6 separate regions of the Homo sapiens genome follow, and all the other regions are linked to region 2. A link is a contact called in ENCODE Hi-C or POLR2A ChIA-PET data. All regions are on one chromosome and are shown on one strand. The core of a region is the stretch at or near the end of the contact, and the rest is flanking DNA. Distances in the headings are between cores, read along the strand shown.

What was found. Hi-C counts contacts between places; a loop is a spot of excess contacts on that map. ChIA-PET counts read pairs that join two places held with the same protein, here RNA polymerase II (POLR2A). Pooled maps may share reads with other maps.
Region 1: a pooled map shows a loop between it and region 2 (9-fold over the local background). The contact joins the promoter of ZNF740 here to the promoter of CALCOCO1 in region 2. A Hi-C loop is called at or near these places in 1 of 37 single-sample maps with no recorded cell type and 8 of 50 pooled maps. POLR2A ChIA-PET finds 5 or more read pairs at or near these places in 1 of 52 experiments (activated CD8-positive, alpha-beta memory T cell).
Region 3: a loop to region 2 is called in a pooled map, with 2.3 times the contacts of the local background. The contact joins the promoter of ZNF385A here to the promoter of CALCOCO1 in region 2. A Hi-C loop is called at or near these places in 1 of 168 maps with a recorded cell type or tissue (gastrocnemius medialis), 1 of 37 single-sample maps with no recorded cell type and 1 of 50 pooled maps.
Region 4: a loop to region 2 is called in a pooled map, with 2.6 times the contacts of the local background. The contact joins the promoter of ITGA5 here to the promoter of CALCOCO1 in region 2. A Hi-C loop is called at or near these places in 1 of 168 maps with a recorded cell type or tissue (naive thymus-derived CD4-positive, alpha-beta T cell) and 5 of 50 pooled maps. POLR2A ChIA-PET finds 5 or more read pairs at or near these places in 1 of 52 experiments (activated B cell).
Region 5: a loop to region 2 is called in a pooled map, with 3 times the contacts of the local background. The contact joins the promoter of SCAT2 here to the promoter of CALCOCO1 in region 2. A Hi-C loop is called at or near these places in 1 of 168 maps with a recorded cell type or tissue (naive thymus-derived CD4-positive, alpha-beta T cell) and 4 of 50 pooled maps. POLR2A ChIA-PET finds 5 or more read pairs at or near these places in 2 of 52 experiments (B cell and IMR-90).
Region 6: a pooled map shows a loop between it and region 2 (2.4-fold over the local background). The contact joins the promoter of GPR84-AS1 here to the promoter of CALCOCO1 in region 2. A Hi-C loop is called at or near these places in 1 of 168 maps with a recorded cell type or tissue (B cell) and 8 of 50 pooled maps. POLR2A ChIA-PET finds 5 or more read pairs at or near these places in 1 of 52 experiments (AG04449).

Annotation. Positions count from the first base shown.
Region 1 is chr12:53,178,729-53,182,242 of GRCh38, forward strand. It overlaps ZNF740 (zinc finger protein 740), which reads left to right and starts at 1,994. Exons shown (of 7, transcript NM_001004304.4): 1 at 1,994-2,109; 2 at 2,949-3,264. The coding sequence starts at 3,256. CSAD (cysteine sulfinic acid decarboxylase) reads right to left here and starts at 2,197. Exons shown (of 17, transcript NM_001244705.2): 1 at 2,004-2,197; 2 at 374-414. RefSeq lists an enhancer at 1,463-2,021 and silencers at 1,684-1,773, 2,064-2,363, 2,717-3,011.
Region 2 is chr12:53,725,129-53,729,044 of GRCh38, forward strand. It overlaps CALCOCO1 (calcium binding and coiled-coil domain 1), which reads right to left and starts at 2,324. Exons shown (of 15, transcript NM_020898.3): 1 at 2,276-2,324; 2 at 1-138. The coding sequence starts at 114. LOC105369774 (a long non-coding RNA gene) reads left to right here and starts at 1,451. Exons shown (of 3, transcript XR_944973.3): 1 at 1,451-1,521. RefSeq lists enhancers at 1-1,099, 2,417-2,476.
Region 3 is chr12:54,383,222-54,387,037 of GRCh38, forward strand. ZNF385A (zinc finger protein 385A) reads right to left here and starts at 1,512. Exons shown (of 7, transcript NM_015481.3): 1 at 1,207-1,512. The coding sequence starts at 1,293. The region is part of intron 1 of GPR84-AS1 (GPR84, ZNF385A, ITGA5 and GTSF1 antisense RNA 1); the gene reads left to right.
Region 4 is chr12:54,417,974-54,421,667 of GRCh38, forward strand. ITGA5 (integrin subunit alpha 5) reads right to left here and starts at 1,293. Exons shown (of 30, transcript NM_002205.5): 1 at 1,008-1,293. The coding sequence starts at 1,225. All of the region lies in intron 2 of GPR84-AS1 (GPR84, ZNF385A, ITGA5 and GTSF1 antisense RNA 1), which reads left to right.
Region 5 is chr12:54,260,891-54,264,392 of GRCh38, forward strand. It overlaps SCAT2 (S-phase cancer associated transcript 2), which reads left to right and starts at 1,725. Exons shown (of 2, transcript NR_157844.1): 1 at 1,725-2,047. All of the region lies in intron 1 of CBX5 (chromobox 5), which reads right to left.
Region 6 is chr12:54,352,273-54,355,776 of GRCh38, forward strand. It overlaps GPR84-AS1 (GPR84, ZNF385A, ITGA5 and GTSF1 antisense RNA 1), which reads left to right and starts at 1,419. Exons shown (of 4, transcript NR_120487.1): 1 at 1,419-1,624. It also overlaps a transcript of GPR84 not described here.

The DNA.
Region 1 (3,514 bases), core at 744-3,243, 550 kb before region 2:
GAGCCAAGATTGTGCCATTGCACTCTAGCCTGGGTGACAGAGTGAGACTCCATCTCAAAAAAAAATAAAAATAAAAATAAATTTAAATAAAAGCACATATCCTATCTATAAATCCTTATAAATGCAAAAGGTAACTTTTTTTTCTTTTTTGAGACAGAGTTTCACTCTTATTGCCCAGGAAAGGCACGACTCTCGCCTCACCACAACTCCCGCCTCCCGGGTTCAAGTGATTCTCCTGACTCAGCCTCTCGAGTAGCTGGGATTACAGGCATGTGCCACCACGCCCGGCTAATTTTGTATTTTTAGAAGAGACGCGGTTTCTCCATGTTGGTCAGGCTGGTCTGGAACTCCCGACCTCAGATGATCCGCCCACCTCGGCTTCCCAACGTGCTGGGATTACAGGTGTGAGCCACCCTGCCCGGAGCAAAAAGATAACTATTTAAGGATGTTCATTATTGTATTGTTTATAAAGCAAAAAAATCTGAAACCTAAATGTTCATCAAGATGGGACAAGGCACACACATAAACTGGAATACTGTGCAACAGTTTTTTAAATGTTAGCTGACTCAGATGTCTAAAATACACTGTATGGCGCATTACAGGTGCTCAATAAATACTGGTTGAAAAGATTTTTGTATGAACACAGAAAAAAGCCTAAAAGCATATATACCAAACTGGTAAGAATGATTCCCTTCAGGAGCATGGGATAAGTAGAGGGGGAGAATAACCATTTTGTGTCTTTTATACTTTTGCGTTGTGTCGATTTGTAAAATAAGTAGGAGCTAATTTTCAAAAAAGATTTAAAAGACTTATTCCTGGTGATGTTTCTTTATCTCTCTCTTTCTCCATTTTGTCTCTATTTTAGAATGATCCTAAAACACAAAAAACGTACTTTCAATGGCCCAAATCATGGAGTGGCTCAGGGAAATGAAATCTGTCTACAAAAAAAAAAAAGTTGAGAATCCTTGTCTTTTTTTCATCATACAGTTTTTTTTTTCTTTTGGTATCACCATTACTTCTCCTAAAGTCACGACATAATATCACCTACAGCAGAAATGAGGACTTCAGTGGAATTGACATCTCCTTCCATCAAGCGCATTTGCAGTCCATCTTTAGCAGGACCTCTCTCTAATGGCTAAGGCTAGGCAGAAGAATTTGAAGACAGTCTGGTTTCCATTTTCCTAATGCAGCCTGGCCCAAGAGCCAGGACTCCCATAAGACTAGTCTACTGTGGGAGTCAGGGTCTTTTCCACGTGTGGAGGCTAGTGTTTGATGCTGGACGGCCTGGAGTAAAGGGCGAAGGGGAGAAGGTAACCAACCAGGCTGGCCTCGGGATTCGCAGAGGAGGGCTGGGGCTTTGACTTCTGCAGGGAGGTGAGCAGTGTGGCCAAGGGCTACTCAAGGAACGCCTCTGCGAGAATTCAGACTGTGGTTGAGCGCACAAAGCAAGAGTGTGCGAAGAAAAGTTAACGCCTCTCCCAGCTGACCCCAAAATCTGCTAATCTGGGCCTGACGGAAAAAATTCGGAGAAGAACCACCTCGGCCGAGTTACGTGAAAAGGCTGGGTACGAACTACTCTGGCTCTACTTGGGGCGCCGGCTCAGAGCGATGGGCAGGACGTCCGCGAGGAAGAAAGAGTGACGATGATTTTTCAAGGAGTCTGAACCAGCTCACCCAGCAAACCCTCCTCCCATCGAGCACCCAGCGTACAATCATCGAAGGGCCGAGGGTCCTGCCCTCAGTCTCGATGGCGGCCGGGGCGCGCCCCGGCCACGGCGCACGCGCCGGCCTCAGCGCTCCCTCCTCCATGCCCTCGGCGCACGGCGCCGCCCACTCACCCAGCTGCACCTCTCCGTGCGTCCCCAAGCTCACCCGCTCTGAGGCTGCCCCCGCTAGTCTAGCTGCCGAGCCCGGAAGTGGATGCAGCCGCTCGGCGGAGAGGACGAGGGGGAGGGGGAAGTGCTTCCGGGGAAACGGGCCGGGGTTGGTGTTTGTAAACTTGCCTCGGTCCCGGTGGGGGCAGCCGCGGCGGTGGGGTTGGCAGGGTGTGCTGGGGCCTGGAGGAGGCGCCGCGCGGCCAGGGAGCCAGCGGGAGGCCGCGCCTGGCAGGTAGGAGCAAGCCCCAAAGACCGCAGCGTCGTCCGTACAGACGGCAGCGCTTCAGTAGCTCGCAAGCCGTGGGGTGCCGCGCGGGAAGGGGGAGGGGAGGGGAGGAGGGGCGCGTGGCGAAGGGAGGGGGATCTCCGGGGGAGGGAGGGGAAAGGCCGTGCGCGCACACCGCCCCCTGCCCGCGCGTCCCGCCGCGTCCCCGGCCCGGGAGAGGGCTCTCGGAGGGGACGCGGGCGCGAGCACGCATCTCGCGCGCTTCTCGGCACTCTCCGGCTCTGCTCCCGGTTGGTGCAGCGGGTGCAGAGGCTGGCTGGCCGGAGCGAGGCGGGCGACACGCCGCGCCGGGCTTCGCCTGCCTGTCCTCCACCTCCGCAGCAAGTTTCCCTACCTTCGGGCGGACGGGGAGAACGCACACGTGTGGGCACTGCCAGTCCCGTTTCTGCCCGCCACCGAAGCACCCAGCGATGGCCCTTGAGCTTTCCTCCACCCTAGTCTTGCCGCCTCTGTAAAGTGCGAGCTTTTCGGGCCGGCCCACTGGGCACAAAAGCCCCAAAGGGTCTCCGCCCCCTTCTTCCATTCCTGAGATGGCAAATCCAAGCAACTTTCCTTTTGGCAGAGTTCCTCCATAGGAGGCCCCAATTACTTTTGCTCCTGTTGGCTTCCACTCCTTGCCCAGGAGACCAGTTCCTCCTATTGACCTAGAAAGAAAACTCTTCTTGACTCATGTCCTCGTTCTGAGCTTCACAGAGAGCGCCCAGCAAAAAAAAAATTCATATCGCACGTTGTAATGGCCTGAAGATGTTGCATTTAGCAGCCCCCCTCTTCCTTTCTGGTTTCAGGTTTCTGAAACAGATCGTGAGCTTCATCAAGAGAATTCAACTGGAAAACCAAGACTGGTAGACTCTCTTTTTCTTCAGACAATAGGCAGGAGCCAGGCAGAGTCCAGGGATTCTTGGAACACCTATCTTTTCTTCGGAGGACACTAAGTTCTATTTGAAGACAAAGTTCAATATGGCAACAGGACTGATGGGACACGAAGGAGTCGCTACCGTGATTTGGTGACAGTTCTTCAAAACGACAGTGTCTCAAGGAAAGGTGGACCTAGGAACTCCTGAACTTTTGGGTTGCCTTAAGTGAGAAATCAGCATGGCTCAGGTAAAAAGCTCTAGAGTCCTCCTCCAAGATAACTGGGAAGCCTGTTTGCAGTTTCACTCTTGAATGCTGCCTTAGTCAACATATTGACCAACCCCAGTGATCCAAGCTCTGTATTAAGCACCAGGGGGAGATCTAGAGGAAGGAAAGGAGACAGGCCACAGCCCCTGCCTTCAGGGAGCTTCCAGTCAAATGAAGGAGGTAGGCTATACTGCATCACAGGCACTGATGGGACATTTGCAAAGCAACGTGT
Region 2 (3,916 bases), core at 1,074-3,573:
TGGGGGAAGGGTGTAGTGACATTCCACCTTGGTGTTGGGGATGTAGGTCCGGGCTACATTGAGAAAGTTGACTCCACCACGGGATGGTGCCCGGCTTAGTGGTGATTCTTCCATCCTGGCCTTGAGATATCTGTCCTCCTATGAAAGAAAGGGTTGATAGCCTAAAGTCTTTCCAGTCCACCTCCTTCCCCCCACAGCTCCAGCACCACACACTCACAGCCCCTGCCACTACACCTGGAGATAAGGCATACCTGGTTTCTAGTCCCTGAGGGTTACGGGACATTTTTGAGGTATCACTCTTAGTCTCTAGGACGTAGGTCTGGCCTTCCAAGTCCGTCCCCATCCTGTCTCACACTGTACCCGCTCTGGCTCATAGACCCTTCTGAGGGTTCAGACTTCTCTAATTTTGCTCCCAAAAGGACACTGACGGGGACAGAGCCTGGGATACTGCGACTTGGTCGACAGCCTCCATTTCTCCATCCCATCTCCCACACATCCTGGCTCTTGAATACAAAATCCAACTGAGGTGTGGGGCCCTCTCATTGAGAGAGGTGTCCTTACCTACTCCTAAGCTTGTTGACCCAGCTGTATCCAGGAATGAGTTATGACATCAGAAAGCAGCAACTAATCTCTGAAAGGAATGGTTGAGTTTTCAGAGCTAGAATATGGCTGGGGGTCGAGGGGAACTGAGCCCAAATCCTTAGGCTCCTGAGCTCTCAGCTCTTTTCATCTCTCTGAGCTGCCTACCCCCATGAATTCTAGGGAAGCAGAAAGCTTCTGCTGGCATCCAAGAGACAAAGGGAAGGGGAGGATATAAGGAAAGACAGGTTCTGTCCCTTGACTTATTATTCCAGGAAGTCAAGAATTCTGGAGGCGGCAACTTCAAGGGTGGAGTGAGGCGCTTAGCAGGAACGTGGTGGGGGTGGGGAGATGGAATGTGGGGGCCTGGAGCCAGGAAAGCCCCACCCCAGGGCAGGGAACAGACTAGAAAGTGGGAAGTAAGGGGCCCCAAGAAGTGGAAATGTATATTTAACGTTGAGGAAAGGGGAGATAGTTCAAAAAGAACCTAACATTCTTCTCTCCAGACTGTGCCTGCAGCAGGACTAGAAACCTACTGGTTTCACTTTAGTATTTCTCTCCTCATTTTCTCTCTGCTCCCCTCAGCCTCCATCCTTCCATCTGTTTGTATTGGTAGCTGGAGACACACTACAGGATGGGGTTGAGAGGAAGGGGTGTTCCAAGTTAGCTGGGGAGAGTTAATTGGAAAATATGAGGGTGGGGTGAGGACAGATAACAATAATAACGATCAAAAGAACTCCTCAGTCCAGGGCTGTGAGATGGCCCTCTTATTCATCACTCCTTTCCAGCCCACTAATCTATTTCCTGTGTCACTCACAGCTGACATGTCCAACCAGCCATTGTCACTAGTCATATGCACGCCCCCAAACATCACAAACCCACACCAGGCTGAAGTCCAGGGGACAGGAACTTTAAAAGAAAACAGAAACTCAGTGGATAAAGGTGAGCCAGCAACACAAAAAGGAGCAACTTCTGTCCCCCAAATAGGTAGAACAAAAAGTTTTTTTTAATGTTCATCTCCCTGAAAAATTCCTGGTTGAAACTAATCCATGTTTTCTCCAAATGCAATTCTTCCAGCTTTCTAAGGGTGGGGGTAAATTGTCCCCAAAGATATACCTGGAGAACCCTAAAATACACCCCACAAAGAAAATCCGTAACAGCTGTAAACGTTCTTCATGTCCGAAAGAAAGTTTTGGGCACCTAAGATGTAGGTGTGTAGCCTGATTCAGATGTTCACATGATGGGGCGGAGAGCGGGTGTCCCATCCCCTACTCTGTAGGGCTCTAGAGTTCCTTGACATTCTACACCTTGGAAGGTCCCCCTTCCTCCCCAGGGATTCAGCGTCGTAAAGGCCTTTGGATTTGCGTAGGGGAGAGAGGGAAGACGTGTAGGGGACACGTCTTGCCTGGGAGCGAATAAGCAGATTTCAGCTCCCTTGAAGGGATCAGCTTTATAGAGACGCATTGAGAAGAAGGAGAGGACGACGAGGGGGCGCCCCCCACCCCCAATCAGAGTCCCCTTGAAACCAAGAACTCCCCAAACAGCGGGGGTGGCTTCTCCAGTACGGAAAGGGTTACAACCCAAACGCTCCTGTATTCCCCTTCGACAGTTCCCTTACGTTATCCTTCCCCAAACTGGAAAGTGGGGTGACCCTCCCCTCCCATAAGATCGCCCCCAATTAGGCCAAGTTTCTTACCCAACAGACGGATCAGCTGTTCCCCTCACCTTTCACCAACAACAAAAACAGCACTCCGACTTCTGGAGGGGAGGGAGAAGAGTGGGCGCGAGGGCTTCTGGGGTTTGTGGTTCTTCTGCGCCCTTTTGCCGCTGCGTGCTCGGATCTAGGACTATACATCCCAGAAGGCTGCGCGCAAGGAGGGCGGGGAAGAGGGCGTCCGTGACGGCGGCCTCACCGCGGCATCCTGGGAGGCGTAGTTCTCACTCCTATGACAGAAAACGAGGGTGTGGCCAGCAAAGGACTTCAAGGCCCATGATCCCTTAGGAGGGGGCCGGCTGCATTAGGGGTGGCTGCTGGTTTGTAACGTGCGTTGTTGGGGGCTGGGGAGGATTTACGGCTCTAAAGCCTTCCATATAACGCTTTAACGGTGGGCAGAGCGGTTTCTGTTGCGTCCCGTCCTGTACTTTTCGCACCCACCTGTGAGATAGGCGTTAAGCGTTATGCACGCTTTATAGATGTAGAAAGTGAAGTACGGTTAAGGAGGCGGTGTGAAGTGTCAAAGCTATGAAATGTAGAACTGCATTAGCCTTGGCTAATTCCACGTCATATATTCTTGCCACTACACCACAGCTACCCACCATTTTGGGGATGGGAAACTGATAGCTGGGGTATAGCAGTTTCTTCTTTACTTCAATCTCAGGGACAGACCTTGTAAGAATGATGTCTTCTGCACAGCTGACCATTTTTTTCCAACTTGAGGATTTCAGTGCTAAGGGGCCTGACCATATCCACATCTGGACTGGGCTCCCCCAGAGTGGCTTCTGGGTCTAGGAAGAGGATACAATTGACTGAGGTGGTGGTAGGAGCGGTGGAATGAGAAGAATGAAATTGAAAAGGGAGCTTGGCATAATTCAGGACCTGTCACAATTCACAAACAAGCCACTTATGGGGCCTGTTTGCCCAAGCCTTTTAAGTGGCTTAAATTAATTAGGATAACAATACATGTTGACGTTCCGGTTTTTATTTAGGAGAGGTGAAAGATTGACACGTCTCCCACACCCCAAGTCACGTTATAGACTTGGGCATCCTGTCCCCCCTCTCGCTATTCTCCATCCCTGTAGTCGGAGGCATTCAGAATTACCTCTTTCTCTGGCTCTGCATTAAAGGATTACAGTCTTAAGGATTGATTTCCTCTTCCTAGGTGCCTGCTTTAATTCTCTACTGCACTAAGTTATGGAGCTTCTGCCTTTTCCAAGTTTTTTGGTAGTGTTTTGCTTTTATGACTGAATGCGGTGTCTGCCCTCAGTGTCTTTCATCTGAAGATCTCCAGGCACTTAAAAATTAGTTACTGGGCTGCACAAACATTAAGGTGATGTGTCTGTGTCATTAGTCAGGATTTATGAGTTAGGGAACCAGTTTCTGGATGAGGAGGTAGCTCAAGGTCTGGAGTGGGTTAAGAGTGAGGTCTGTTCAAGGACCCAAGTCTCAAGAGTTCTTGGCTCTTGTCTTCCGCCCAAAATAAAGGTCTACGAGAAAACAGTCTCGGAGCTAAAAATGGTAACAACTTCCATTTCTTGGGTGCTTATGATCTGTTCAAACTATGCTAAGAATTTTCCCATTTAATACAACAGGCTTATGTAATACGCCTTGTTATTATCC
Region 3 (3,816 bases), core at 262-2,761, 660 kb after region 2:
AAAGCATCATCCTCACTGGAGACCAGCTTCCTCTTCCAACCCTCTGCCTCTGTCAGTGGTGACTTCCATCCAATCACAAAGGCCTGAATGCTGGAGTCATCCTTGACTCATGCCTTCTCTTCTCCCCCACCCCCAAACACCAGTTGGTCACCATGGCCTGTCAATATTTCCTTGAAATTACCTCCCCCATTCTCCCTTTCTCTCCACTCATACTGCCACTGCCACCAGCCCCGTCTGGCTTTTGAGGCTTCCCTCGGGCCTGCATTGCTAGGACAGCCTCCTAACTGTCACCTTCCTCCTGCCTCTGTTCCCTTTCATCCAGTTGCCCCACTCACCTTCCTCAAACACTGCTCTTACCAAGTCACTCTCCTGCTCAAGAATAGACAGTGGCGGCTGGGTGTGGTGGCTCATGCCTGTAATCCCAGCACTTTGGGAGGCTGAGGCAGGCGGATCACCTGAGGTCAGGAGTTTGAGACCAGCCTGGCCAACATGGTGAAACCCCATCTCTACTAAAAATACAAAAATTAGCCCGGTGTGGTGGCACACGCCTGTAATCCCAGCTACTTGGGAGGCCGAGGCAGGAGAATCGGTGAACTGGGGAGGTGGAGGCTGCAGTGACCCAAGATCGTGCCACTGCACACCAGACTGGGCAACAGAGTGAGACTCCGTCTCATAAAAACAAACAAACAAACACACGAATAGACAGCACCTCCTTATTTCATATTGTATTAAATCTAGACCACCTTGCCAGTCCTCCAAGCCCTATCCCACTGATGCTACCCACCCAGCCGTGGACTGCAGAGAGGTGAAACTTACAAACAGGCATGCTTATTTTCCTGCTCATTCCCTCTTTCTGGATTCAGCACCTACACCCCTCCTACCTCCCTACTGTTACTACCACCAATTTAAGTCTCATTACTTCTCTAGATGGTAGGGCGATTCACTGTAGGACTAAATGAGATAATTCATATAAAACACTTAGCACAGTGTCTGGCCCGTAGCAAGACCTCAGCAAATATTAGCTATTATTATTGTTGTTAACACTGTACCAGATGGCCCACAATACTCAAAATTAACTAGAATTAAGGAAGATGGGGTCATAAGAGGAGATAAGGAATTAGAAACAGAAGAAGAGGGCAGAGGTGGGTCTGAGAGAGAAAGGTCGGGTCACAAGAGGATGGAGAAGGCAGGCAGGCTGCTACTTACGGTGCTGTAGTTGCTGAAGAGGCCAAGGGTAGGGGCTGGCTCGAGTGGGAAGGGCAGGATCTGCTTGAGGTCCAGTGGGGGCTGCATGATCGGGGGCTGCCGTAGCAGAGGCAGGGGCCCTGCCCGGCTCAGGCTGCCTGAAGGGCAGAGAAAACATTCTGTGGGGTAGGAAGATTAAAGCTTGGGAACCCCACCCAAGCCTGCCAGTCCCACTCCCTAGCCAGGGCCCCCACACTCAGAAGTGTCACCCTCAGTGCACATAGTGTACACACTTCCCCTGCTGGCTCCAGAGCAATGGAGCACAGTGCCCTGTGGGCCTGGGGGAGGGTGTAGACCAGTCCTTCCCTTCTGGGTGGTTTTCACTTCCCCCTTTTCCAGCCTCCCTCCCCCAAACTCCTTAGGCACATTACAGACCCAGTAAGAGCTCATACCTTTTCTGCAGGCTGCCTGCTGAACCAGCAGGACTCCCAGCCTCAAGCCCCTGGCCACCCTCTTCTTCTGGTTTTGCTTTCCCCCAGGGGATCCTAAAGCTTGGTATCGCCCCAGGAAGAAGAGAGTCAAGTGGGTGATTCATCCTACTGACCAGAGGGGGATATTGAGACTTAGATTTGGAGGGGGGCTGCTGAATCTCTCAGATGCCCTAGAATTAGATTTTGCTCTAACTATAATTCTTTATTAACTATTGACATCTGTGGGGGTAGGTAGTGGGTTGGGTGGCTTTTGCTCTGGGAGGTGAACTACCTAGGCCATTCTCAGAGCCCCTTCTCCCAACCTTCCTCAGTCTTCCCCCATGCCCTTTTGTCTCACCAGGAATGCTCAGCTACAGGTCCAGTTCTGCAGGAGGAACCTCGACCTGGCCTATGGGCGGGGAATGCCTGGGTCTGACCCCAAGGGGAAATGAAAGTCCAGGCCAGCCATTCAACTACCCTTCTCTGAAACCTTCTCCTCCTCCTCTCAGAGTCACGGGAGGAACTCCACCAGACTCCAAAGGGGCAGCCCAAAGGTCCTCAGAGCCCTTCTGGGCTTCCACTGGCCCAGCTCCCTTCTGCGACCCTGCTGTGCACCAGCTGGGGAGTTCTGGCCGCCCTTCACTGCTCCAGTAACCCCCTGACAGCAACAGGGGTTCCCAGGAACAAAGGCAAACCGAGGAGGCTGCGTGCTTGGCCCGTCCTCCCTTGACTTTACTAGAGCAGAAGGTCTCCAGGATCCCTTCCTGTTCCCTCCAGACACCACCCCCTTTCATACCTTTAGTTTCTGATGCCTGCTGCCCCCAGGCAGTGGCCTGGCCCTGGCCCCCCAGGGGCCTGGGCCTGACAGCGTCCCCTTCCCTTGGTTCTGCCCTCTGCCCCCTCCCTTGCCAGCCCCCTCCCCCTCAGCCCAGTCAGTAGAATCAGCCAATCAGAATCCTGGAAAAGTGGGGCAGAGGGGAGGGCAGGGGAGCAGGGATTAGGGGAATCTGAGGCGACAGGGAGGGGGTGGGGAGGGCTCAGGCACAGCTGGGGGCTGGGAGCTGGTCCAGAAAGGTCTGGAGGGGTCTGTCTCTTTCACCCCATGCCAGGATGGGTGGTCAGGGTGACTGAGACAGAGCAGGGGGTCAAGGCTACTGGGAGTTTGGGCTTCAGAATTCTCAGGGCTAAAGGAGAGGGTAAGATCCTTGGCTTTGACCCTTAAGTAGCTGGGGGTCTGTATGCTTTGTGTCTATTCCCTCCTCTGTCACCTTCAAGGTTGGGATGGGGTGGAGAGAGGACACACACACACACACACACACACACACACACACACAGAGAGACGGACAGATGAAAGTGAGTGAGAGGATGGGAGAGTGGTAGCAGCAGGAATAGGTGACTGAGGAATCGGACAGTGACACTGAGAGAGAAAAGGATAGAGAACAATGGAGAGATGTCAGAGAGCGAAATCAGACATACAAACAGAGAGACACTGCCGAAAAGCTGGACACAGAACTAGAGACTAGGGCAGACAGACCGAGAGACAGAGAACAGAGACAGCGAGAAAGATAAAAGAGAAGAGAGAGGGACAGATAGATGGATGGGGCAGCTTGACCACCTCCCCTTCCTGGTCTGTCCCCTTATGGCATCTGCCCTCTGTGCCCCACCCTCCCTTACTGCCTGTTACCCAAGGCCAGGGCAGCCTTAATGAGCCCCAGGCGGCATCAGGAATGGTGAGAGAAACCTGAGTGCTCCCAGAGTCCCCTGCACCCAGCATCCACCCCCAGCAGCTGGTTTTGGGCTGGCACTTGCCCTGCCCCAGAGCACCAGAGGCTGAAGCTTGGCTTGACCCTTTCCCTGGTTCTAGATTTCTCTAGGCTCCCACTCCTCAAAGCCATCTTAAGAGGAGACAGCAGAGTTCCAGAAAAAGCCACAGAAAAAAATTTGAGGCTACTATGTGCCAGGTAATGAATTCCAAGTATTATCATATTTAACCTCTGAAGTAGCTCAATGAAGTAGCCATGATTCAATGAAGTAGCTGATAATATTTTTCTACTTGACTTATGAGGAAATGGAGACTCAGAGTAGTTAACAAACTTGGCTGATGTCACACAGCCTGTAAATATCAGAGCTGAGATATAGATCAAGATCTGCTGGACTCTAC
Region 4 (3,694 bases), core at 43-2,542, 690 kb after region 2:
GGTCCGGGTCTGCTTATCACTGTGCTGAGTTGGGAATAAGGATCCTCCTTTGAGATTTCCAGGGTCCTGAGTCCTTCATTCTGACGTTCTTGGCCCCACGGAGCCCCCGTCTCCCCAGCTTCCGACCCCAGCCCCAGAAGTCCCGGTCTCAGCACAGCTCCAGCCGACCAGCTACAGGAAACCAGCTTTTCTCTTCCTCCCAAGAGCCAGAGGAAGAGGGAAACCGCCCACCCCCCTTCACGCGCGCACACACCCCTCCCGACACATCCCAGCACCCGCCCTTGGCTGAGTTCGCCCCCAGCCCCAGGGCCCCAGTGCCAGGGTCCCCGCACTCGCCCCCAGTTCTCGGATCCCCTCGCCTGAACAGAGATTGGGGGCGGAGGGAGGAGTAGGAGACAGAGGAGAAAGGAGAGGGAGCCGCCGTCCTCTCTCGGGTCTTTCCCCGGTCTGAGTTGAGGGGGGAGGGGAGGATGAGGCTGGCCCCCATTTAACCTTCCGACCCCCTCAGTCTTTGACTTTCCTCCTACTACACGTAGCTCATTCGGCTTCTACCCGTTCTCTCGCCGCACAATGGCCCCTACGGATCCCGAGGTCTCCTGGAGCCCCCAAAAGCCCTTCCCGGCCTCTGCGCCCCCTCTGCGCCCCCACCCGCCCCAGGTCCCAGCAGCCCACAGACTTCAGCCAGAGACCCTCAGCTCTCCATTCACGCGCTCTCCTCTCCCTTGGCCCGGAGACCCCTGCCCAGACTTCTCCAGCTCCGTGTCCTCTCCCCACCGGACACATGTCTCCCCACTGATCTCAAACGCCAGGGCCCCTCCTCACCCGCCACGGTGCCCTCCCTACTCCAGCGCGGGCCCCCAACTCTAGCCAGGGCCCCCAACTGCAGCTCTATTCCTTACAAACTCCACCCTCAAACTTAAGCCCTGGTCCCCTCCAGACCCCAGCCGCGCCCCCAGTCTCCAGGCGGCTCCCCCACCCCCATCCCGTCTCCAGCCCTCCTCACTCACCCGTCTGTTCCCGGCCGGTAAAACTCCACTGAGAATCCGAAGAAGGAGCCCGGGGGCCCCGAGAGTACTGCTGGGGCCTCCGCGTCTAAGTTGAAGCCCCCGACCCTGGGTGGCGGCGGCAGCAGCAGCAACAGCAGCGGCAGCAGCGGGGGTCGGCGCCGGGGGCCCCAGCGCAGCTGCACGGCGTGGAGAGGGGACTCTGGCGTCCGGCTCCCCATAGCGCCCGCTCTTCCCTGTCCTGGGGCCACCGACCCGGAGCCGCTTCCTAAACCTCCCAGAGGCGAATGACTCAACGCGGGGAGGAGTTTGCCAAACTCCCGGCTGAGCCCTCCCCCCGCCTGCCGAGGGGGCTGGCGGGGGGGCATTCCTGGGTCCCTGGAACTCTGAGCCCGCGTCCCCCACCCCTAAGGGGCGTGGGGGGGGGGCGCACCCCTCCAACCCCCTTTCCCCAGCCCCAGCTGGAAGCCGGTTGTCTGGACTGGGTTAGACTGGGCGGGTTTGGGTTCTTCCCCCTCCTCTCTGCTTCCCCCTCCTTCCTCCCCATTCCTTTCCAGATGTACAACGTAAACGCTCGGAAAACGAGTCGGAAAAGGGAGCGGAGAATTTCCTAATGAGGAAAGGAATCACCTCTGGTGGGCGGAGGAAGCCTGTATATGTGTGTGGGGTCTCCCTCAGTGCTTTAGGGAGGAGACTTTGGGGTCTAAAGAGACAGGAGACTCCTCTGGCGTCCGGCCAACTGGGATTCCCCCTTGCCTTCCGGGGCCGCCGGGTGCCTGGGTTCTGGCCAGCTGGATTTGGGACACAACAGTTGAGGTACAGAGACAGCGTTCGCAGTCAGCTTGCTAGAGGACCTACACGGGCTCCTCAAGTTCCGCTGCTTCCTCCTCCAAGCTTGCTAGTATTGAAAACCCAGGAGTTTGGGGTCATTCATCAGGAGGATTCTGCTCCAGTTTGCCCCCTTCTTGGTCCTAGGGTATGTAAACCTCTGCTGAGCCCCTTCCTTGGATCTGACAGTTGACCAAAAGCCTGCGAGTGGCTGGCCCCTCAGTACCTGCTTGATTAAACTGGCCGGGTTCCTACAAACCTGGAGAATTGTGAGAGGTGGTGGTGGTGGTGGAAAGTCTTGCAAAGGGACCCAACCTTCAGCTCCTAATGGCTGTAAACGCTGGGAGCTCTGGCCAGGCACGGTGGCTCACACCTGTAATCCCAGCACTTTGGGATGCCGAGGTGAGCAGATCACCTGAGGCCAGGAGTTCAAGACCAGCCTGGCCAACATGGCAAAACCCATCTCCACTAAAAATACAAAAATTATCCAGATGTGGTGGTCCGCACCTGTAATCCCAGCTACTCGGGAAGCTGAGGCAGGATAATTACTTGAACCCAGGAGGCAGAGACTGCAATGAGCCGCGATTGCACCACTGCACTCTAGCCTGGGTGACAGAGCAAGACTGTATCCAAAAAAAAAAAAAAAAAAAAAATCCAAAAACCAAAAACCAAAAAAACAATGGGAGCGGAAAGCCAGGACCCCATTCTTCCCAGATTCCCCTGTGGAAGTAGAGGAAGGGACTCTAGAAAGGGAAGGCAGTGACCCCCTGCCCACCTCTTCCCCAAGCTCAGGCTCTGTGTGATGAGATCACTTTTCAGGATTCTAGCCTTTATCTTAGTCTGGGGGAGGGGACTACAAGTCCTTTCAGTCTCTTTCCTCCAGGACTCCTCACTTTCCAGAATAATACCCTGTCAATAATATCCTGTCAACCCTGTCCCTTCTGTTCTCCAGTCCCCTGCCCCACTTCGGGCTGAAAGGCTCAGAATAAGAGTGCCCAGAGTCAATGTTTTTTTCCTGCCATGACTCTCCCCCTCACTCTGCTACTCCACTTCCTGTCCCAAATCACCCATCTGCTTTTTTAAAAGCCCCCCTCCAGAGCCAGCTGCAGCCCAAGGGAGAGGCTGGCTGGCCAGACTGTGGGGCAATGCTGGCCCGTATCCCATTCTCACATCTGCAAGTCCTGACCCTTTCTTAGGTGAGGAACCCAGGGAATCTCTGGGTCAGGATCTTTAAGCCCAGCATTGCCAAAAAGGCAACCTTTAGGTGAGAGCTACTCAAGCCATGGGCTGGGAACCCCCTTTGGGAGGAGAAGGGCTGAGGCCTGATTGCTTTTTAGCCCAGCAAAACACGTGTGTGAACCAAACACTCTCCTTTCTCAGTCTAGGCAAACTCTTTAGATTTTCCCAGGATTTGGGAGATTAGGGGTGGGGGTGGGGAGGGGTGCAGGGAAGGAGGTGTGTGACTCAGCTCCTCCCAGGAGCCTTGGTGGGGGACAGGGGACATAGCGTCCTGCCCCAGTCCTCCTCCCCACTCCACCCCTAGCCTTGGCCAACTCAAACAGGCCCCCTCCCTGTCCATTCCCTGCTCCTGTTTACACCGGGAGCCCCTTAGTCATTCTTTGGCTGGCCTTTCTACTCTCCCCAATATCCCTCCTCTCTTGGCTCTTTCTGCCCTTATAAGTCCTCTCCCAGTGGCCCCAACACCTCCTGCCTTTCCTCTCACCATGCCTGCCTTTGCCTGATCCTCTCTTCCTCTGCTCTGGGTTCGTCCTTAACTTGGGGTCCCCTCCTAATTAGAGCTACTTCAGCACAGACCTCCAGGCCTGGAAGCTGACCTAGAAAGGCCAGTGAGGAGGGGATAG
Region 5 (3,502 bases), core at 475-2,974, 540 kb after region 2:
AAGCAAAGAACTCAGTTGAGCCAGGAACAGTGGCTCACACCTGTAATCCCAGCACTTTGGGAAGCCGAGGCAGGTGGATTACCTGAGGTCAGGAGTTCGAGACCAGCCTGACCAACATGGTGACGCCCCATCTCTACTAAAAATGCAAAAATTAGCCAGACATAGTAGCACTTGCCTGTAATCCCAGCTACTTGGGAGGCTAAGGCAGGAGAATCGCTTGAACCTGGGAGGCAGAGGTTGCAGTGAGCCGAGACTGCGCCACTGCACTCCAGCCTGAGCAACAAGAGCGAAACCGTCTCAAAAAAAAAAAAAAAAGAACTCAGTTGAGAAGAAGCACAATGGTGACTATTACGACTGTCAAACAGAAGAAACCATAGGGTGTAAGACCAAAGTAGAAATTTTTTTCTTTTTTCTTTTTTTTTTTTGAGACGGAGTCTCGCTCTGTCACCAGGCTAGAGTGCTGTGGCGCCATCTCGGCTTACTGCAACCTCCAACTCCCTGGTTCAAGGGATTCTCCTGCCTCAGCCTCCCAAGTAGCTGGGATTACAGGCATGTGCCACCACGCCCAGCTAATTTTTGTATTTTTAGCAGAGATGGGGTTTCATCATGTTGGCCAGGATGGTCTCGATTTCCTCATCTTGTGATCCGCCCACCTGGGCCTCCCAAAGTGCTGGGATTACAGGCATGAGACACTGCACCCGGCCAGAAATTTTTTAATTACAAAAGATTTCCTCAGATTTGAATGGACCATCAGCAAACCTCCAATTAAAAACGGCATTTTTCAACTCTTACCTTTTAACTTTTCATAATTAAGGGATATAAAAACAATAACAAACATTTAAATAGGATCCTGACTCTGATTAACTTGCCATGTGTTATCCTGAGTAAATAAATTTTCCATCTAACCCCGGCATCATTTAAACGGGCTAAATAAATCTGTACTACCTGCCCTACGTACCTCCGAGGGAAAAAGTGAGTTTATGTTGAAACCAAAGATCTATTAAGTCCCCCAAAAAGAACCTTCTGTAAAAATATGTCAGGGCTGAATACAACAGCAGAAGAAAATATGTGACCTTCCAAATTCCTAAGCTAGTAAACCATATCACATGCAGTAACTCCTGCAGCTCAACACATTAGTAGATAGCAAGAAAAAGAGGAACAGTGTCTTTGTTAACTAGGCACTGGAAAACGAATAAACCTTCAGAGAACAGGGTAGGTACGTTCTCTCTCAAGGGCAAAATACTTATTCCTTAAAACTCAGACAAACTTTAAAGATGGCAGAATGAAAAGACTAATAGTAACTCTGTGAAGGAATAAGGAACAGGAGAGAATGACAGCAATACTAACATTTTGGTGAAACCTTTCAGAGAAAGAAAAGTGAATTTAATGAGGAAAGAGACAAAAATATTCTGGTGTCCACCCCTCCCCACAAAACATCAGAAAATAAAGATTGAGTTCAATTCCCTCCTTTCCACCCTTAAGAACTGCCTAAAGGGCACATGGGCCGAGGTCCTTTTCTTTTTGGGAAATGGGTTTTGTAACCACTGACAAATCGAATTGGGCCTGATGCCAGGAGTCAGAGTACAACCATAATATTCTTTAAAGGATGGCATGCAATTGTCTTGTAAATCTCCTAGACAGTCACAGATCAGAAGCTGGCAAGGATGACGACATAGTTCTGATGGAATGTGTCTTATCTTAACCTTGAAGTTACAGATCTGCTCAGGAGCAGCAGTAAGAAATGAGAAATGCACTCAGACATCGGAGGGGACATAATTCTCTTTTAGACAGTGTGACCCGGAGTATTAGGGTCAAATGAAACACAAAGCCAGTCAAACAATTTAAGGGCTAGAGCCTAGACCAGATAAAGCATCAAGACTGGTGGTTCACACTGAGCTTAGGAGGAGGGAGCTTTCCAGCATGAGAAATGAGACATGGCTGGCAGGATGATGGAGTGATTAAGATAGAATCCCAATACCATGACAGAGGAAAAGAAGATGAGCCTCTGAACACAACCTTATCCTTGTGGAAATCTCCAAGGGAAAGGGTGAGTAGCTTCTCAAATTTCTGGAGTCTTTCAGGCATAACAGCTCTCAGCCTTCTCTCTTAAATATACATAGGAACTATCTGGTAAAGCTACCAATAACTATAGATTACAGCACCTAAGGCCCATTGAGATGAGAAAAGAGGCTGGGCGCGGTGGCTCACGCCTGTAATCCCAGCACTTTGGTAGGCCGAGGCGGGCAGATCTCCTGAGGTCAGGAGTTCCAGACCAACCTGGCCAACATGGTGAAACCCTGTCTCTACTAAAAATACAAAAATTAGCCAGGTGTGGTGGCAGGCACCTGTTATCTCAGCTACTTGGGAGGCTGAGGCAGGAGAATCACTTGAACCCAGAAGATGGAGGTTGCAGTGAGCCGAGATCAAGCCATTGCACTCCAGCCTGGACAACAAGGGCAAAACTCCGTCTCAAAAAAAAACCAAACAAAAAACTTATCAGTCCTCAGCAATTACAGAGAGGGCATCACAAGCAAGCTAGGGCAACCCAGAAAAACAAGAGGTAGGCCGGCACAGCGGCTCTCGCCTGTAATCCCAGCACTTTGGGAAGCCAAGGCAGGTGGATCATGAGGTCAGGAGTTTGAGACCAGCCTGGCCAACATGGTGAAACCCCGTCTCTACTAAAGACACAAAAAAATTAGTCAGGCGTGGTGTAATCCCAGCTACTCGGGAGGCTGAGGCAGTTACGCACCTGTAATCCCAGCTACTCAGGAGGGTGAGGCAGGAGAATCGCTTAAACGGGAGGCGGAGGTTGCAGTGAGCTGAGATCGCGCCACTGCACTCCAGCCTGGGCAACAGGGTAAGACTCTATCTCAAAAAAAAAAAAAAAAAAAAAGAAAAGAAAAAAGAAAAAAAAAGGCCAGGCGCAGTGGCTCACGAGGTCAGGAGATTGAGACCATCCTGGCTAACATGGTGAAACCCTGTCTCTACTAAAAATACAAAAAATTAGCCAGATGTGGTGGCGGGAGCCTGTAGTCCCAGCTACTGGGGAGGCTGAGGCAAAAGAATGGTGTGAACCCAGGAGGCGGGGCTTGCAGTGAGCCGAGATCGCACCACTGCACTCCAGCCTGGGAGACAGCGTGAGACTCCGTCTCAAATAAAAAAGAGGTAATGGTTAGCCCTCAGCATTGACCGTTTAATGCTGGAAGAACCCACATAGGGTCCCTGGTATCTGTCTGCTTTGTCCAGTTCAGGTTCTACTCTCATCCCTCCAGTCATTTCTTTTTTGAGACAGGGCCTCGTTCTGTTGTTCAGGCTGCAGTGCAGTGGTGCGGACAGTTTATTGCAGTCTCAAACTCCTGGGCTCAAGCAATCCTCTCACCTTGGCCTTCTGAGCAGCTGGGACCACAGGGGCACGCCACCATGCCTGGCTACATTTTTTTATTTTTTGGTGAGATGCAGTCTCACTGTGTTGCCCAAGCTGGTCTCAAACTTCTGGGCTGAA
Region 6 (3,504 bases), core at 169-2,668, 630 kb after region 2:
AAGGTCAGGACGGTGGTGTAAATAACCTCTTCTCGCCATTTCCCCGTCCCTCCAGAGCCTGCTCCCCTCCCCCTCCTCCACCTTTATTCGCACAAATGAATGTGGCTGGGCTGGCGCAGCGCCTGGCCCTGCATCTTAATGGGGCGGTGAGCTCACAAGATGGATTTAGCTGGGGGTTTTATGGTTGCCGCGGCGACAGAATGCTTTGGTTTTCTTTCCCCCTTCCTCTGCAGGATTTTTAAGGAGGGGGGAGTGTGGGGAGCCTCTTCTCCACTGCAGTTTGAAGGGTCTCCTCAGTCACCTCTGCCGCTCATAAAATGGACCTGCAATTCCAGGATTAAGCAAGGGAGACCAAATTAGTATCTCAGATGGGAAAGGATGGGGGAAGGAAGGTAGCAGGAATGGGGAGAGTCTCTCCAGCATCAGAACATGAAACCCAGAGTTTTCCAGTCTTGCCTGCTCTTCTGTGAAAACCTGACAATTAAGCTCAACAACTATGGGGCACCTGTGCATGGGATACTCCTCAGCAGGTAGAAAAGAAAAATACCTGGGTGTACCACGTCTGCCAACAGTCCTGCATTGAAAGTTGGAGTGCAAGAGTTTGGATAAAGACTAGGTACTTCTTTTGTCTTTGCCTGTCTGAGCTGGGGAAAAGCAATACTCAGCCTTAACATCCTAATCTTCCTACTCACCACACAGCATTGACCTGGGGGAGGGGCAGTGTCAGTGCCAGAGCTGGGTGGTGGTGATCTGTGATGGTGTGGAGTTCTATCCAGTTCTCAAACTTGGAATTCTCTGAGCTTCAGTTTCCCCAGCCTGGTCTGGGTTAAACTCCTGCCTTCTGTTTTCCAGCATGAATGGAACTTTGGTGCCCTGGCCTACCCAGTCTTTTGGCCAGCAATTTTTTTTCAGGGCTATGAGTAAACACATCCCCAAGCACTGACTGAAGCAGAGCCTGGGAGCAGGGTCTGATTATTTCTTTTCCTTGGTTTCTTTCTGTCTGTAAGCCTCTGTCTTTCTGTTTGTGAGCCTTTCCCTCTTTCCCAGGGAATGCTGGGAGGCCCCTCCTCCCCTCTCCCCCTTCCTCCCCTTTGGCTGGGAAAGTGGCTACAGCCTGAACAGTGCCAGACACCTGCCTGCCAGATGTGGCGATTCCCCATTCTTCCCCCCACCCCCCTATGTCTATTCTTTCCCTACCCCACTGAGCTCAGGCAGAGGGAGCCCCCCAACAGGGTGATTTACTGCTGCTGCCTCTGTTCCTCAAGTGCCCTCCTCCACTCCTCTCCCTCTCCCTCCCCCTGATGCCCATGCCCCCTCTTTTCCCACAATGTTCTGCAGCTACCTTCTTGGTACAGCCTCCTCCCACTCCTACTCCAGAGTGCTAGGCTATGTAAACTCCAGCTCCTGGACTAGAGAGTGAATGCATGGGGCAAAGGTGATTAGCCTTCTGTTTCACCCATGGGAGAGTACATCAGCAACAGGGCTGAGGACAGGGGCAGCCAGAGCTGATGTCATTCTCACTGGGGGAGGAAGAGAGGTGACAGAGTGGAGGAGGTGAATGGGGAAGGAACCAACACTCCAAGACTGTCTGGAGAGGAGAAAAAGGTCTCTGAGAACTTCCTAGGTAGGTGACAGAGAGTCCAGAATTGTGGATGCCTGGTGGACATCACATCTTTCTGGCTGAGCCTCCAGACCTTGTCTTTGAACCTGTATCTCAATATGACTTAAGAGATGCCCCTCAGCTCCTCCCCTTCACACTGACCCAAAACACACAGAGAGAACTTTAAGTCCGCACCCTTCTCTCTTTAGTGTTTGTCATTCTGTGTCTTTTCTTTTCTCTTTTCTTTTTTTTTTTTTTTTGAGACAGGGTCTCACTCTGTCACCCAGGCTGGAGTGCAGTGGCATGATCGTAGGTCACTGCAGTCTCGACCTCCCTGGGCTCAGGTGATCCCGCCACCTCAGCCTCTTGAGTAGCTGGGACTACAGGTGTGTGCCACCATGCCTGACTAACTTTTTGTATTTTTTATAGAGACGATGTTTTGCCATATTGCCCAGGCTGGTCTTGAACTCCTGGGCTCAAGTGATCCACCTGCCTTGGCCTCCCAAAGTGGTGGGATTACAGGCATGAGCCACTGCACCCGGCCTGGTGTCCTTTTTTGTTTGTTTGTTTGTTTGTTTGAGATGGAGTCTTGCTCTGTTGCCCAGGCTGGAGTGCAGTGGTGCAATCTTGTCTCACTGCAACCTCCGCCTCCCGGGTTCAAGCGATTCTCTTGCCTCAGCCTCCCGAGTAGCTGGGATCACAGGCATGTGCCACTATGCCTAGCTTTTTTTTTTTTTTTTTTTGTATTTTTTAGTAGAGACAGGATTTCACCACGTTGGCCAGGCTGGTCTCCAACTTCTGACCTCTGGTGATCCGCCCGCCTCGGCCTCCCAGAGTGCTGGGATTATAGGTGTGAGCCACCATGCCCGGCCTATGCCTTTTCTTTTTCAATCTCTTCCCTCTCATTTCACCCTACCTCCCTTAGTTGTGCTTCTCTTTCTGGTCACCTTCTGCCCACCCTGCCCTTCCGTGCCATATCATAACCCAGTATGATTCCCAGACCTCCCACTAAAGCAGGGACTCATTCAGAGCCTCTTTTCTCCTTTCCATCTATTCTTGGAATCTTAACTCCCAAAGGTATCCTCTGGGTCAGAACAGGGTTCTGAGGTGGGACTGAGGTAGGAGGGATGGCTGGGCTGAAGAGTGGCAGAAACAGGACAGATGGAGCAGCGTCCAAAGAATTTGGGGAGGGGCGAGAGGGAGACAAGAAGATGGAAAGAAACAAAATGAGAGAGAAAAAGTGATTGAGAGACCGAGGCAGAGGCTGAGAGACGGTGAGAATAACAAACTGGGAGAATGAGAGACACAAAGAAGGAAGGCAAGACTGGGAGCAGAGAAAAAGAATAGAGTTGGAAACAGGAAAGTCATAGCAAGAGAAGGCCACTAGGGAGGGGCCAGGCAAAGGGCAGCCTGGCTCTCCGGGGCTCCCTCATGCCATAAGTCCTGTGTGTGTGAGTGTGTGTGTGTGTGTGTGTGTGTGTGCGCATGGCACATTTGCACAGGGGTCTGCGGTATGGATAGGATGATTTCCACAATATTTTTCCACTTCTTTCAGCAGTCTCTTTCCTTGAGGCACCCCATACTAGCCCCCCATCTCCCAGTATTCCAGATGCTCAAGGGACCATTCCAAAGGTATTTCCACAACTCGGCAATCCTGGCTTTCTCACTTGGAATGCAGGCCTGCTGGAATGTCCAGGATCTGTAGAATGAAGAGCCCCATCCCCTCACTGCCCACCCCCCATGCCTGCCCACCAGCTGCTCCTGTCTATCTTCTCCCCATTCTCCTTGTATCTCCCCTTCCTCCACACTGACCCCTCCCCCAGCTCTGACCCCCAGCCTGCCTGGGGCCTGGGTCAGAGGGGAGACAAAGACAGGATTTATCACCAGTATTGAGAAGTAGCCAG